2 separate regions of the Homo sapiens genome follow, and region 2 is linked to region 1. The links are chromatin loops, found by intact Hi-C in ENCODE. Cell type or tissue: GM12878. All regions are shown on one strand. Links, peaks and the distances in the headings refer to the core of each region. The heading gives the core; the rest is flanking DNA. Region 1 overlaps LOC105370504 (a long non-coding RNA gene). Region 2 overlaps LINC02331 (long intergenic non-protein coding RNA 2331).

The links. A loop is a pair of places that touch in the nucleus more often than their neighbours do. Peaks named below come from ENCODE experiments on the same cell type or tissue, not always from the same donor. Only the 100,000 strongest peaks of a DNase experiment are listed, where the experiment ranks them.
Region 2: a loop joins it to region 1, with 3 times the contacts of the local background. A loop is called at or near these places in 3 of 110 quality-filtered maps.

The regions. Positions count from the first base shown.
Region 1 is chr14:53,535,620-53,543,965 of GRCh38, forward strand. All of the region lies in intron 2 of LOC105370504 (a long non-coding RNA gene), which reads left to right. Among named protein-coding and RNA genes, the nearest start is that of LINC02331, 310 kb to the right of the region's middle. In GM12878, for the core only: CTCF peaks have their summits at 4,058 (motif pointing right) and 7,410; a DNase peak (open chromatin) is centred at 4,112.
Region 2 is chr14:53,775,850-53,784,195 of GRCh38, forward strand. All of the region lies in intron 3 of LINC02331 (long intergenic non-protein coding RNA 2331), which reads right to left. Among named protein-coding and RNA genes, the nearest start is that of LINC02331, 71 kb to the right of the region's middle. In GM12878, for the core only: a CTCF peak has its summit at 4,190; no DNase peak of the experiment used is centred there.

The sequences.
Region 1 (8,346 bases), core at 209-8,208:
ACAAGACCCCAAAGAACTGTATTTGCCATATTTTTCTTGCCTTCCGATGTGGATGTCAGGTCTATACCATTTAAAGATGCCTTTATTTACGAAAGGGAAATTGAGTTACAGACTTCCTGTTGTGAGTAGAGCTGCCTGGGGAAAATGATGGTAGAAAGGTGTTCTCAAGGAGAGAGCCAGAATATGTGAGCCCAGAAGCACTTGGGGTTTGGCAAACTTTATATTCTTTTTTTTAATATTTGGGGTTCAGCAGAGCCAAAAATGTATTTTGCTCAAAGTACCATTTTCCTTTCATTTTCCAAAACCGTGTATATTCTAGGGAAATTTAATCCGTGTATTTTGGAATCATTTAACTCTCATTCATCAAAATATTGCATGGTAAACACTAGATCTGGGTTCAAGAAATCTCTTGAGCTCTTTGATAAGCAATTTTTTTTCTTTGAACCTGGAAGTAAAAATTCTCTTTGAATGAACCCAGAGAAGTACAGAGCATACTTCTCAGATTATCTCCCAGACAGAGTGGGGAGCTTTCCATGTGTCTACTATAAAGCAATGATGGGAACAAGGCTTTCTGGGGGCAAGGCCTTCAGAAACAGACCTTGGACATATATGGGCTTTTCCATTGAGGACTTCTAGCACCCCATTTAGCTCAGTCAGACTTAGATCTTTTCTGTTGCAACAACAGCCCCAAGTTAGTTCCAGCCCGTGTCTTCTGAAGTGCTTCTGAACCCTACAATCTTGTCTTTATTTAAAATTATATTTTGCTCAACCTGGGGTTTTATACATTAAATTTTCCTTTGAAGTACGGTATTGAAATATTATTTGATTACTGAGTTTTTTGGTGCCCTCTTAAGTTTTGTGCCTGAAGTCCATGCCTCATTGGCTTTGCACCTGGGCAGCCCCCTCTTCTTCCTGCTGTGGCTCACTCCATCTGAGGCATACCAGTGTGCAGAATGGGAGGAGCATGGCAGTTGAGAAACTCTGCTCAAGCCTACTTCTGAGTTTGGTTCAACCAGGCTTTCTCTGCTTGGGGACCAGATGGCCTGTACCCAGTGTGTCTACTCACGTGCCCCTTCTCCCATATGTCTCAGTTAGTGCTGAGGCCATGGAGTTTGCAATTTTTCTTTGGTCAGGAGGTTGTCTGTACAGTGCAGAATAAGAATAGAATAAAGGCACCTGTTTCTGGGGCATAGCCTTTTCCCATCGAAATGATTACTTTAATCTCATACAGATTGGAAACAAGGAACATTTCATCCACTCTATTATTCATCCCAATGAACCAAAGGAATGGGAAAAAAATTGTTCTAGGTCACACAGAGTCTTGTCAAGATTGGCTTTAAATTCGAGGACTTTCTAGTCACAGTTGATGGCTTAATTGTAAAAGACACTGCCAGCAATGACTGAAGAGTGCCAGATCCTAGGTTCTGTGTCTTCTTAGGTGCACTGTGTCATTTAATCCTTACAACAATCTGAGGTCAGAACTATTATTATCCCTATTTTACAGATTAGAAAACTGGAGTTTACAGAATTTAAATAACTTCCCCAACATTACCCACCTAGGTAATAGTGGAATCCAGAACTTTCTCACTCAAAGCTCTGGTTCTTATTCATTGTTCTGCCCACCTCCTGTCATGTAATCCAAACATTGGGAAAAAAGGCAGTTTCCCCTCTTTTGTGGGGAATGCTGGTCACAGTGTTTTCCATATTAAGACACTGAATAAATTCTATAATTCTTTCATTAAAGTTTTGATTTCTACGGTTTTTTCCCCAGATTTTAAAGAAAAAATCCTCAGTGTCTAAATTAAAGCAAAGCCAAGTTCTTTTCCTTTCCCATGTCCCAGCTTTCACAATGCTTTTCTTCTAGAGTTCAGAAGCCAAGGGTCATCTAAGCAGCTGCCCCTATCTGGTTTCTGCAAGTCTAGATGGAATAAGACAGATAGCAATTTATTGTACATTTTTTGGGATGGGTGGAGAGATAGGAAGCTCTAAAGAATTCACATTCATCTGGCAACAACAAGAATGCTTGTCTGCTATCCTTAAGATCCAGGGTTTAGACCTACAAAGCATTCTTTGATAGCTCCTGCTCTGAATGCAGTGTGGACCCTGCGAGGAATTCCTAGCAGCTCTGCTCTGGTCATTTCCTTCTGGGAAGGCTTTTCACCTGGCCTCCAAAGCTCCACTGAGACCTGTCCCTAGATTATCTCTCCAATTAAGGCCCAAGTTAATAGACTTCCCTTATTTCTTAGACATCTGGTTTAGAGCTTGGTGCCTTGGGAATCGCCAAGTTCTGCCCTCATGTGGACATCCCAACCTTGTGAAATTCAAATGTGGAGGAGTTCTTTCACTAACAAGGCAGCTTAATGGGCCTGGGATTAAAAGCACAGCGGCCTGTGTCCAGGACTAGTTATATAAGAGAACCTCCAAGAGAGGACATGTTTTCTCCAAATAAATAAGGCAAAGAGGCTACACTCACTAGTGCCACAGCTGGGGAGCAACTGTGAGCAATGAATTTCTCATGCTAACAAATCCAAGCTCTTTGGAAAACAGATGCTGAGCGCTGGGACTGGCACTGGATCTCCCCTGGCAGGAACTGCAAAGATTCAGAGATGGAAGGGTATCTAGAAATCATTTGTTCATAAACACAGCTGAGGGACCGCAACCTGCTTTTATGCCCTGCCTGGGCTGCCCTGGTGGATCTCTTCCATGCAGTGTTTCTATGAGGAAGAAGGCAGACATGCAAGCTTTCTGCAGCCCACGCTGTACAGAAATAATTAAACAGTTTTTCTTAACCTCTTGAACTTTTCATTTATTATTGCCATCCATTATGTCTACCTTCTCAAATCGCAGAATCCCAAAACTGAGCTCTGGGGTCAAGGGTTTATTGTTTAATGGAGATAGAACATTTTGTAAATTGCACAAAGTCACAATGTTTATAATAGAAGCTTCTGGTGTACTGAATCTTTTCCATTTAACAAACAGTGAGCTTTGACATGTGTTCTTCCTACATAGCAAGAAATCTGGGGTAAGTGCAGTACTGGCATGAATGCATTACCAAATCCTTCCTGTAAACCAAGTGACATCTGCAGTCAAATAAAAACATTCCTTCCACCAAATACCAGGAAATTCTAAAAGTATCACTATTCTTCTAAGGTCATGCTAAAATGAAGTTTTGGCTTTTAGAACACAGAGTAAGGATGAAGAAGGCCAACATTTTTGTCCAATACACATTTGTTGCTACAAGTCCTTGGGGACAACCTCCTGTTTCAAATATGAACATGTGTATGGAGAATTATTCCTAGGATTTAACCTTCAAATGAAAAGTGTAAATATTTTAAGAAAATGTATTAATGTTAAAAAATATTTCTGTTGTCTTTGTTTTTGCTAGAATTTGTACTTTCCAGTCAGGAACGGATTTGCTTGAAACAAAGCAAACATCCTCAAAAATGTACCCAGCCAAAATAACCAATGTATAAATACTTAGGATTAACAAAATATGAATATTCTTCAGTAAAGAAACTTGACCAAGAATTGGAAGTCCTTGGGAAATAACAGAAAAAAAAGTCTTAAACCTAAATTTTTAACCCTTTGTGTTGGAGCTCTAATCAATATATTTAAAGGAAATAAATGTTTGTGCAACATATTCTCCTGCGTTTTTTGGGGGGGACTTAATATAAATTAATGCTAATATAAAACCTTTTGGACTATAAGTGTAGTTACTGAAAACCAATGTAAAAAGTGACATTCCATGAGTGATTACCATAACTATTTTCTTAAGTCTTCACAATTGTCTCACAGCACCGGATATATTTTTGGCTATTTTTTATGAGGTAAAAACACCTATAATACATACATTTTACATTTGTAATGGTTCAGGCAGCTTTCTCTGCAAAATTCTCCATTCCTGAACTTCCCTGGCAATGCTCACTTAATTTTTTTCTCACTGTCTAAGTTTCTAAAAGAATTGTGTAGTATTTAGTGTTTGCCTCAATGGACTCTTGCTTACTGTGGGCCAAGCAAGACCTCGCAGGATTCAGGCTCACCATTGCAAATTGGCCAGCAGGTGTCACTGTGGGTTTGGGTGGTAACCCAACTGACTACAGAAAAGAATGACTGATGAAGGGGAGTAATAAGAAAAGGAGAGAAAGGGAAATACAAAAGCAGGTTCTTAGAGGAAGAGAAAAGTGAATTAAAGATCGCTGATGTTTCCATAGACCTTTTCTCTAGGATTTCAGTGTTCTTTTGTACCACCTCCCTGGTTCTTGTTAGCCCAGATAGGAATTCACTTGCATAAGATCTGTTGATTCTGAGTTAGTCACTAAGGATAACTTCACTAAATAAAATAGCAACAGAGATGAGCAAAGTTGGGAAGAGCTGGATTCCTGCAGCCTGTTCCCGACTACTCAGGCCTTGCCTCTGGGCTTCGTTGCTGTACGTTTTTTTGAACCATAGGCCCCTTTGTTTAACCTCAGAAATGTACAAAGTCTCTCAGCTTTTAAATAGGTCATAGACTTGTGGCCCAGAATAAGATTTTGGCTATCCCTAACCGTTCAGTAGTAAAATAAATCCTACTGTTTCATTACTTAAAGGGGCATCTTGGCCTGGAAAGTTGGTCCTTGTATCTCTCAAAGATTTGGATTGCTCATTTTCAACAAAGCTAGCCTGTTCAAGTCACATCTCTTTCTGAGTGCATGGAATTTCTTAATAAATAAAATTTCAATTTGTAAAATTAACACATATTTCTTGAACACCTGTCAACTTTTAAGAATAGCTGGCCATAAAAACTCTCTGTACAACGAGGAATTCACAGATGGCCTAATTTGAATAACAGGCTATAAATTGATTTCTTTTTTGGCTTGATATGTGAAAACAGCATCCATATTGTTGGTGCAGAGAGCAGGCAGTTTGTTAAAAAAAAAAAAAAAAGGATGCATGACTTGACTTCTCCAAATAAGGCATAACGTGTGTGAAATATCTTAATTGTAGTCAAGTTCTGAAGAAAACAAAGCAGAAAAAGGCTTTAAAGAAAAACAGTAAGTTTTCTACCTTCTGGAGAACCTTTGTGCCACTGTAACAATTTTATTTTTTATTTTTATTTTATTTTATTTTTGAGATGGAGTCTTGCTCTGTCACCCAGGCTGGAGTGCAGTGGCACCATCTCAGTTCACTTCAGCCTCCGCTTCCCCGGCTCAAGTGATTCTCCTGCCTCAGTCTCCTGAGTAGCTGGGATTACAGGCGTGCACCACCATGCCTAGCTAATTTTTGTATTTTTAGTAGAGATGGGGTTTCACCATGTTGGCCAGGATGCACTGTAACACCTTAATGTCTTCTCTGTTCCATCTCACATCATGGACTACCATCACATGATGATGTCATGATACCTCATGGCTGGAGACTGGACCCAGGAGGGTTAGAAACAAAAGCAATTCCTCTGTTATGAACATCCTGCAGTTTATATCTGATTTTAATTTCCTTACCTTTAAGTGTACATACATTAAGTTTCTTAATGATCCTTCTTCTAGTGCTGATTCTAAAGATTAAAACTATAATGTTAAGAAAAAAGAAAAGAGGATAAATTTGCAGGTTCAAAAACATTTAGAAAACTTAACTACAAAGTATGAACACTTAGTTGCCATCTAGCTTAGTCATCTATTCACAGAGATTAATAATTCTGGAGGAGGCTGGTTTGGTTCCACAGAAGATGATACAAGAGATGGCTTATAACTCTTCGTGAAAGTTCTTCAGGAAATCCATGCATTCATATATATGCCCCCTTCCCAATTCTCATTTGTGTATAAGGATAGGTCATTAATGTAACATTGTTTTCTCTGGTGCTCAAAGATTAAGGTTCACTTTTGCTTAGGATTTCTGGCAGAACATGTAGGAATCATAGCAACAGGCACTACAAGCACAAGCAGCTGATGGGTGTGGAGTGGGAGAAGAGAAAGAGGGAAGAGGGGTGTTAAGGTATAAAAATATTTATCCAGGGTAACAGAGTATCAACAGAATTCCTTTCAATTAGATGTATACATCTGTGAGGAGTGGACTCCTTGGCCATTGGTTTATCCTTTGGAATAATGCCCCACCATTTCCATGACAACTTATTAGACAGTTAAAAAATAATAGTGAGCACAATTCTTTCTGAGCCACTATGCCCTTTGTCTACTATGACTGTTATTGCATCTGTAATCACATAATATGACTGGGTATCTTGTGTAGGTGTAAGTTATCTTGTGCACACATACTTCTGTGTCTGCTAAACTCCCCTCTCAACACACAAAAAGCCTAGTTTCTCTAGGATAGGAGTTGCATGTTATACATCTCAAATCCCTGAAAACTTCTGCCTTGGTGCAAAGCATTTGGTGGGAATTCAATGAATCTTTGTTGAATGAATGAAAATTATAAAGGATACTTTTGTTTGGCAAATGTTGGTATTGCTAGATTACTTTTATGTAGTCCATATAAATAATTCACTTCTTGTGGTTCCATATCCTGATGTGAAAATTATGCATTTACTGTGCTTTCATAGATATTAATGGGGGCTATTAAAATCTAGAGATTATTTCTTGGTTGGTGGTCTTAGGCCTGGCATTGAATGAAAAAGACTTGAAATAAATTTTAATTTGTAAAAAGAATAAGTCTCTATGTATTGCTTTGTTAAAGTTTAGCAGTTTGCGCACATGATTTTTTGTATTTATTTCACAAAGAACAACAAAAAGACACTAATTTTCCTTAATGTTAGTATTTAATATAAAAAAGAAAATAGAGTGGAGTATAAAGGGATAGAAACAACCCATCTGTCCTTGTGATATTTCCCCTTTAACATCAAATGTTTTGTTTAAAAAGTATAGTTTAAAAATGGAACTGTAAATGTAATGATCTAATTTAAAAATTTAAAGAAGGATTATATTTATGTGCCAGTACATCAGGTTTAGTTATTATGTACCAAATGCTATTATATTTCTGTTGGGAAAACATTTTTTAAAGTTATTTAAAGCATTATAGAATGTAGCAAATCAAGCCATTACTTACACTTTTTGGTGGAGGGGGCAGTGTAAGGAAAATGTGTGGAAAAGACTAATGTTTATGTATAATGATTTCATTATCATATTTCTACTCTCTTTGTCATCCAGGGTAAACTCAAAGGACATGTCATGAATTCCTGAACCACAATAAATCTGTGAATGTCAGACACCGTGTGTGGGTAAAATGGATAATTTTCTGACCTTTAGTAAGCTTTCACTAGAGCAAAGGAAGTCCCTCAACATAATGTTTCCCCACTACAAAATACTGGCAGGAAGCCAAAGTATGCCCTTTGGCAAATCTCCAGTCTGGATAGTTTTCCTGTAGCGAGAAGACATTCATGAATCTGGCTGATGCTGTGAATTTTTTTTTTAAGAGAGCCTTCTGGAAAGACCTTTCCAATGTGTAACCTGCTGAGGGAGACGCAAGAACACATTAATCATGGATTTCTTCAAAAGAAATGTGGGGCTATCCTGCTCTAATTCAACAGGCCCATCTTCCTGCTCAGTGTGAGCCTCAATACTATCACAAAAATGCTGGTAGATAACTTAGGCATGGATCTAGCTGAAAACTAAGGCTATGGTAAAAACAAAAGTACAATTTCTCATCCTCAGAGATAGGGTTTGGCCATGGTTGGCTTCCTTCTGAAGGACAAAACTGATAGTTATGGAAATATGGGAGTAAATATATTGTTTATTATTATTTTCCTAAGTTTATCCAAAATCTCAAATTATTTCTGTCACTGTTTATAATTAGACCCATTGTCTTTTAAAATTATCTCAAAATAGAACGATCTTAGAGAAGTAACGCATGGTTAATTTAGTCCTGATCAACCTTAGAAGTGAAATATGTTTCCCTTTCACCTTTATTTCATCACTTTCCCTACTGTCAATTGGTTTGACACTTTTAAAGAGTAGTAGAAGTTTAATTATTAGCTGTCCAAAAAACTTTTCTGAATATTTTCCTTTTCTCAGGTGGGTATTCAGAACATGATCTCTCCCCTGTCAACACAAAAAGAAACAAAATTAAGGACCTCTCACAAGTGCTTAGGTAATCTTTAAGCCTTTTGGTAGGTTTAGGACATTTCAGAATCACCTTGGTCTTATCAACCAATACAATTGCTGAGATGATTTTCACATGTGCTCATGAATAATCTCCTATCTTTTGAAAATGTCAGAATCAAATAAAAAACACTGAGATCCACAAATGAATTACTGTCCTAGCATAGGCCCACTTCTGGAGAGAATCAGATAAAGTTAAGAATTGCAGTAAAGAATACTAAAGTGTTTTTCTTTTAGGGCTCAGGTGTCTGGGCTGCTGAGACTT
Region 2 (8,346 bases), core at 296-8,295, 240 kb after region 1:
AGAGTTTAGGAAGGAGGAAGTAATTTGAGAGGTAACAAAAATCAATGAATTTGGAAAAAAACAGCAAAAATCAATGAATCAAAGAAGTGATTCGTTTAAAAGGTAATAAAAGTCCCACCAGTAAGATTGACAAAGAAAAAAGAGAAGATACATATTGCAAATGTCAGAAGTAAAACAATGGTTATCACTTTAGACCCAAATTAGACAACTTAGATGAAATAGACTAATTCCTAGACAAGTATGAAACGTCACAATTTGCCAATAGGAAATAGATAATTTTAATAGACCAATAGCTATTAAGAAAATTGAATTCATAATTTTAAAACTCCCAGAAATCTCTAAGTCCAGATGACTTCCATGGATAATTCTACCAAAAGTTTAAATGAAAATTAACACTAATTCTACCACAATCTCTTCCAGAAAACAGAGGAGGCTGACTCTTCTGAACTCCTTCAGTGATCCCTGCATTACCTTGATATCAAAACGAAAGATGCTACACACACACACACACACACACGATCTACAGGTAAACATCCCTCATGAATATGGATGCCAAAATTCTTAATAAAGTATTAGCAAATAGAACTGAGAAACATATGGAAATAATTATATATGACCAATGGGGCTTATCCAGAAATGTAAGCTGGTTCACTACTTGAAAATTAATCAATGTAATCTACTATATTAATTGGCTAAAGAAGAAAAATCATTTGATAATATCAATCTACACACAAAAAAAAATTTAGCAAAATCTAACACCCACTCATGATTTTAAACATTTCAGAAAAATAGCAATAGAGAGAGATTCCTCAACTTGATAAGGAGCACCTACAAAAAAACCTACAGCCTATGTTGTACTTACTGGTGCAAGACTGAATGCTTTCTCCTCGAGATTGAGAACAAAAGAAGGATCATTTCATCATTTTTATTCAGCACAGTGATGAAAGTTCTATCCAGTGCAGTCAGGCAACAAAAGGAAATAAAAGGTACACAGAAATCAAAGGAAGAAATAAGAGTGTCTCTACTTAAAGAAGACATGATTGTCTACATAGAAAATTGAAAGGAATCTTTAAAAAATATATATTCCTGGGAGTAATAACTGAGTTCAGTAAGGATGCAAGATATAAAATAAATAAACAAAAATTGGTTGTGTTTCTGTATATTAGCAATGAAAACATAGCTAATAAAATTAAAAATATAATACCATTTACAGTAACTCAAAATAAAGAGACCCTTAGGAGTAAATCCGACAAAACAGGTTTTGAACTTACATGTTGAAAACTGTAAAATGTTGATGGAAGAAATAAAAAGACTAACATAATTGAAGAAATAGTCCATGTTCATGAATTGGAAAACTCAGTACAGTAAAGATATCAATTCTCCCCAAATTCAAATATGGATTAAACATAATTTCTATGAAAATTTCAGCAAAAAAGTGTAGGTATAAACAGGACTATTATAAAAATTTATATTAAAAGGCAAAGAAACCAAACAACTAAAACAATTTTGAAAAAGGAGAATAAAGCGGGAAGAATCACTACCTTATTTCAAGACTTATATAGCTACAGTAATCTTACATAGCTGTAGTAGTCAACACTGTGGTATTGGAAGAGAGACAGACATGTAGGTCAATGGAATAAAATAACCCAGAAAGAGACTTATAAAGTATGGCCAACTGATTTTTGATGAAATTGCAAAAGCAATTCACTGGATAATCTTTTCAACAAACGGTGCTGGAGCAGTTGGATATCCATAGGCAAAAATAAATAAATAAATATTAACCTAAATCTCATATATTACTTGGAAATTATTAATAACTTGAAATGGATCATAAATTAAATATAAAACATTTTTAAATAAAACTTTTCAAAGATAATATAGGAGAAAATCTTCTGGACCTAGGGCTTGATGAAGAGTTCTTAGACATAACACCAAAAGCATGATCCATTAAAGAAAAAATTGGTAAACTGGACTTCATCAGAATTAAAATATTTTGGTAAGACTCTGTTAAGAGGAAGGAAGACAAGCTATGGACTGGGAGAAAATATTAGTAAACAACCTATCTGACAAAAGACTAGAATCTAAAGTATATAAAGAACTCCCCAATTCAATATAAAACATCCAATTAGAAAATGGACATAAGACATAAAAAGTCATTTAACTAAAGAGTATAGATGAATGACAAATGCACACATGAAAAGATGTTCATCACTGTTCATGGAAGTGCAAATTAAGACCACAATGGGATAGCCCTATTCATCTCTTAGAACAGCTAAAATAAAAAATAATGCCAATTCTAAATGCTGATGGGTATGCAGAGAAAATGGATCTCTCATACATTTCTGGTGGAAAATAGTTTGAAAGTTTCTGTTTAAAATAAATATATAGTTATCATACAGCCCAGAAATTGTACTCCTGGGCATTTACTTAGAAAAATAAAAGCTTATATCTGCCCAAAAATCTATATATGACTGGTAATAGCATATTTATTTGTAATAGTAAAAATTTTCCTCAATAGGTGAATGGTTAAACAAACTGTAGTATATTCATACCACAGAACACTACTCAGAATGAAAAGGAACAGACTATTGATACATGCAATGACTTAGCTAGATCTTGAGGTTGTGCTGAGTAAAATAAGCCCTCAACAGGTTACATACAGTATTATTGTATTTACATAACACTCTCAAAATGACAGAATTTTAGTGATGGCAAAAAGTTATTGATGGCCAGGGCTAGGGATGGTAGAGGAAAGAAAGAAAAGTGAGTGTGATGAGAATTTTGTCATGGTGGAATAGTTCTGTATCTTAATTGTGGTGCTTACACAAATCTATACATGTAATAAAATATCATGGAACAACACATAAACTATCAATACTAAATGGTTTTGATATTGTACTATATGTTCGATGAGACCATTGGCAGAAACTGGCTGATGAGTACTTGGGACTTCTCTGTACTCTCTTTGCAATTTCTTGTGACTCTATAATTATTTCAAAATAAAAATGTTCCAAAATTCATGAGGATGATAAACTCCAAAGTACAACATTGATCTCAGATCTAATGAACAGTATAGAAAATATGAAGAAAAGAAGACAGTGTTAGTCAAAAATGTTAACCAAATCATGCGTTTTTCCTCTGGTCAAACTTAAAAAAGAGAGAATGCTTTAAGAACATAATTCGTTTTTTTTTTTTAACGTCATGGGTGCTACATTTTAAAGTAAAAGTACTTTTAGTTAAATACTAACCAATTTTAACAGTTGAAAGTAACTGAATATGGAGATTTGCCCAACTTATGTATTCTAAGAAACAAAGTTATTTCTAGAAAACAAGTTATTGGGGGAAAAGTTTTTTCTGTATTCTATTTCTTTTGTGCACAAAAAGGTTAGTAATATTATTGAACATGACACTTCTGTATATTTTCGTACATCAGCTTTAGGACGTGCAGACAGAACCAGAGATCTTTTTCAAGTTTGACAGACCCAGGGACTGATAACAAATTCATCTCTGCTTCTGCTTTACGTGACTGCCAAGAGATTTCTGGGTGTCACACAGCTCACTTAGTGAATCTGATTGAAGAAATATTTATAGAATGAAACAATCAGTTGAGAAAAGGATCATGTAATTATCACTGACAATGAAACAAACATGGTGAAAGCCATGAGTGATTTATGAAGGAATCCCAAGTGTATGATGTTGTGTTCTCACCCTTTATTTGTGTCCTCAAAAAAGTAATTATAGTACAGTATAATGTGACAGAATTACAAGTGGTCAGCAGAAGGAGAATGGGCAAATTTGATCGATTCTCTTCAGCCAAAGACTAACTCTGTGATATCAAGAGAGTTTAAAACTGTCTTGCCATTATTTTCACAAGCTATTCAAACAAAATGAAATAGCCAATACTTAGTTTTAAAAGCCCCTTGAGCAAAAGAAAGCCTTAATCATTTACTTTGCAGATAACAACGACTTTTAACTGATGTTTGCGTGTGGAGATTTTTATTTGCTGCAACCTGCTGAAGGAGAAAGCAAATTTAAACTCCTTGAGGCAGCAATTATTTCTTACAGTACATCCCCATAATTTTATTACAGGGAAGATGATGGAATAAGTATGCATGAGATGTAAATGGAAACTCAGCTGTTATTTCATCACCTTGAAAGCCATTCACAGTCGCCCACTGCCATCTCTAGACTCATGGCTTAAATACAAGTTTCTGAAGTGATTTTTGTGAAACAGCAATAGCATGCTGTTTCATTTTCTATTGCTGCATAACAAACCATCCCAAAATTTAGCAATGTAAAACAATCATTATATGATGCTGATAGATGCTGTCAGTCAGAAATTTGGGCAGGGCCCAGAAGTAATGGTTTGTCTATGCTCTACAAAGCCTGGGGACAGAGTTGGAAAGGCTCAAAGAATGAGGGTAACAACAACAGCTTGGGGCTGGAATCACTCTGGGGCGTCTTCATTCACATGTCTGGCAGCTAATGCCTGCTGTCATATGGTACCTCACCAGGGCTGCTAGCTATAAAAGTAGACACAATCTGTCTGCGGGTTTTTCTCCACGTGGGCTAGTTTGTGCATCGCCACAGCGTGGTCGCTAGATTCCAAGCACATGAGTTCTGAAAGAACAAGATGACAGTATTCAACATTTGGAATTTATACAGCTTCACTTCCACCATATTTTATTGGTCGGAGGAGTCAAAAAACCCCACCCAGTTCCAAATTCCAAGGAGAGAAATTACAGGTTTTACTCCTTGATGGAAGAAGAGGAAGCTTCAAGAAAAAATGTGTGGCATAAAAAATATTATTCTAGTGTATTAGCTTGTTCTCACATTGCTATAAAGTACTCGAGACTAGGTAATTTATAAAGAAAAAAGAAGTTTTAATTGATTCACAGTTCCGGAGGCTGTACAGGAACATGGCTGGGGAGGCCTCAGGAAAGTCACAATCATGGTGGAAGTCAAAGAGGAAGGAATCATGTCTTACATGGCCAGAGAAGGAGGAAGAGAGCAAAGGGGGAGGTACTACACACTTTTAAACAACCAGATCTCATGAGAAGTCACTTACTGTAAGGAGAAGAGCAAGGGGGAAATTCACCCCCTTGATCCAATCACCTCCCTCCGTGCCCCTTCTCCAACACTGGGGATTACAATTCTACTTGAGATTTGGGCAGGAACACAAATCCAACACATATTATGTGGCTATCTTTAGAAAATGCACTCTGCCACACGTTAAAATAATAAAAACAAAGAAAACAAGTGACAACAATAATTTCAGTTCTGCTTCTGAAAATATTTGGTATATTTTTTGAGAAGTATACAAAACTTCATATTATAGGGTTGTTGCAATGAAATTACATCATCATTGACCAGTTTCATGAGGGGGATTATAAAAATAAGTACAAGTAAAATTAAATAGAAATATAGAATTTAAATTATAATTCAAGGCCTCCATAGAAGAGGTTATAGACATAATTATCTTAAAGTTGAAAGGGACTCTTAACCTTAAAAAATCCGTCATTTCATTTCATAGAATTCCTTTAACAATCTCCAATGACAAAAAATTTACTACCTCCTAGAACAGTCCATCCCATCAAGAGCAATACTGGGTAGCTGTCACATGCCAGTGTAGGGGTAATAATAAGAGGCTTGTAGAAAAGATTTAATGTAGATTTATCTTTCAGAATGAATAGAATTTAGATAATTGAAAAGGAGAGAAAGATCATTAGCAGGGGAATTCTAAAGTGGACATACAAATTTAAGAAGTAAAAGAGCTATTTGGGTACAAGGAGAAGTTAATTGTTTAATTGTAATAGAAACATTTTGAGAAAAACCTGGAAGATAAGGCAACAAGTTGAGATCTAACTGGGGAAGACTTAATGCACTTTGTATTCTGTCCGATAAATAAGTTTCTGTAGTTTTTGAGCATCAGAGTAATAAAATTAAGATAATTTTAGGAAGACTAATCTGAGAGTAGGGATTAAAGTGAAACGAAGTGGAGGCAGGAAGACCTCCTACGTTTATCCAGGTATGCAGTGTAAAAAACCACACAGAGCCAGACATGACACTGATACAGCAAGTCACCATTTTCCACATTTCATCCTACTGCAGACTGCATACAAATTTATAATCTCCCAGCCATCCTCTTCTTTCAAGCATATTACTATTCTTAGATATTAAAACTCAGCAGTAAAGTGTTGGTAAAGTTTGGCCTGAACACAATATTTTAACTTAGGAAGTACTGTGACATCCTTTCAAATCAAATTTCCTCTTGGTCTTGAGTCAAGAAATATGGAAATTAACCCAGAAATTCCACTTCTAGGTATATATGCCAGGGAAACTCTCACATATGAACACAAGATGTGGATAAGAATGTTGGCGTGGCTGGGCGCTGTGGCTTACGCCTGTAATCCCAGCACTTTGGGAGGCTGAGGCAGGTGGATCACCTGAGGTTGGGAGTTCAAGACCAGCCTGACCAACATGAAGAAATCCCTGTCTCTACTAAAAATACAAAATTAGCCGAGCGTGGTGGCACATGCCTGTAATCCCAGCTACTTGGGAGGCTGAGTAAGAGAATTGCTTGAGCCAGGAGGCAGAGGTTGCAGTGAGCTGAGATCACACCATTGCACTCCAGCCTGAGCAACATGAGCAAAACTCTGTCTCAAAAAAAAAAGAGAATGCTTGTGACGGCCAGGTGTGGTGGCTCACACCTGTAATCCCAGCACTTTGGGAGGCCAAGGCAGGTGGATCACCTGATGTCAAGAGTTCTCCTGGTCAACATGGTGAAACTCCATCTCTACTAAATATACAAAAAAAATTAGCTGGGTGTGGTGGTGTGGGCCTGTAGTCCCAGCTACTTGGGGAGGTTGAGGTAGGAGAATCTCTTGAACCTAGGAGGCAGAGGTTGCAGTTAGCTAAGATTGCACCACTGCACTCCAGCCTGGGCTACAGAGGGACACTCTATCTCAAGAAAAGAAAAAAGAAGAAAAGAATGTTTGTGGCAACAACTTTGTAATTTTGAAAAAGTGGAAACAGCATAAATGCCCATCAACAGGAGAATGGATAAACTGTGGTATATGTATACAATTGAATACTATACAGTTATAGAAGGAACAAACAGGATCTACATAATTCAACATAGGTGAACCTCATAAACAAAACACTGATTAAAAATTGTATTGCAAGTGGACAAAGCAGTATGATAATATTTGTAGCAAATTTTCAAACATACAATGAAATACTATATAGCACTTAAGGATGAATATATGTACTAAAAATATAAAGAAATGCACAGGAACACCAAATACCAAATGTATGACAGAGATTACTCAGGAAGCAAGGATAGACATGTGGAAGTAATGACTGTGATTGGGGAAAGAAACACAGTGGAATTCAACTGCTCTGTGATCCTACTTTATTTCTGAAACTGAGTATTAAATATATTGTTTTGTTTTAGAATTCTTTATACATTTTATAAGTCTGAAATATTGCATGTGGATTTTTTTAAAGAGATGTGTAAATCACACCCTGCCAATTTCCCAAACCATATTCAAGCAGGGCAACTCTTCATCCCTTTGCAAGCCATATGGCAAAACTGGAGGGATTACAAAATCTCTGCAGAGATGGAGCTTGCAATGGCTCCATGGTGATAATGTCATTTAGAACCAAAGGTCTGGAGCTGAGGAATCAATCAGGATGAGGGCAGGCAAAAAAGAACAGGACATTTTTCCCACCCTTGGCAATATGAACTGAGGCCAAGTAGGGGAGCAGTAGTGTTGTTGCTCCACCAAACAACTGTGACTGTCCTCAGCTGTCCAGTGAACAGCAGGCTTGTCCTGTCTCATTTGCAGCATGTCTTGGGTGCTCAAATACAGACTGGGAGGATTGAGTTCAGTTCTTGGTATTTAAAAGGACTCCTAAAAGCAATAATAGACAAAGACTTTCATCCTCACTCCCACCAACTCCTCCCAATCAGAATTAGAAAAAAAAAAAAACACAGATCTGACTCCCTGCTTAAACCCTCTTTTATATTCCCATTAGTTTACAATCGAGGCCAAATTCCATAGACTAGCATTCATGCTATATAAGGAGGCCCTACTACTATGACCTTTACTACTTCTCCCTTCCCGCACCCCAGACACACTAGACTATTGACAATGCCATGCACCATTTGAAAACAGGAATCGTAAGTCTTTTGGCTTCTTTTTCCAGATTGCTTTAGCCATTCTGCATTTCCATATGAATTTTAGAATCAGCTTGTTAATATGCAAACAAGGCAGTGATATTTTGATAGAAATTACATTTGCTCTGTAGGTCAACTTGGAGAGTATTGACATCTTAAAAATA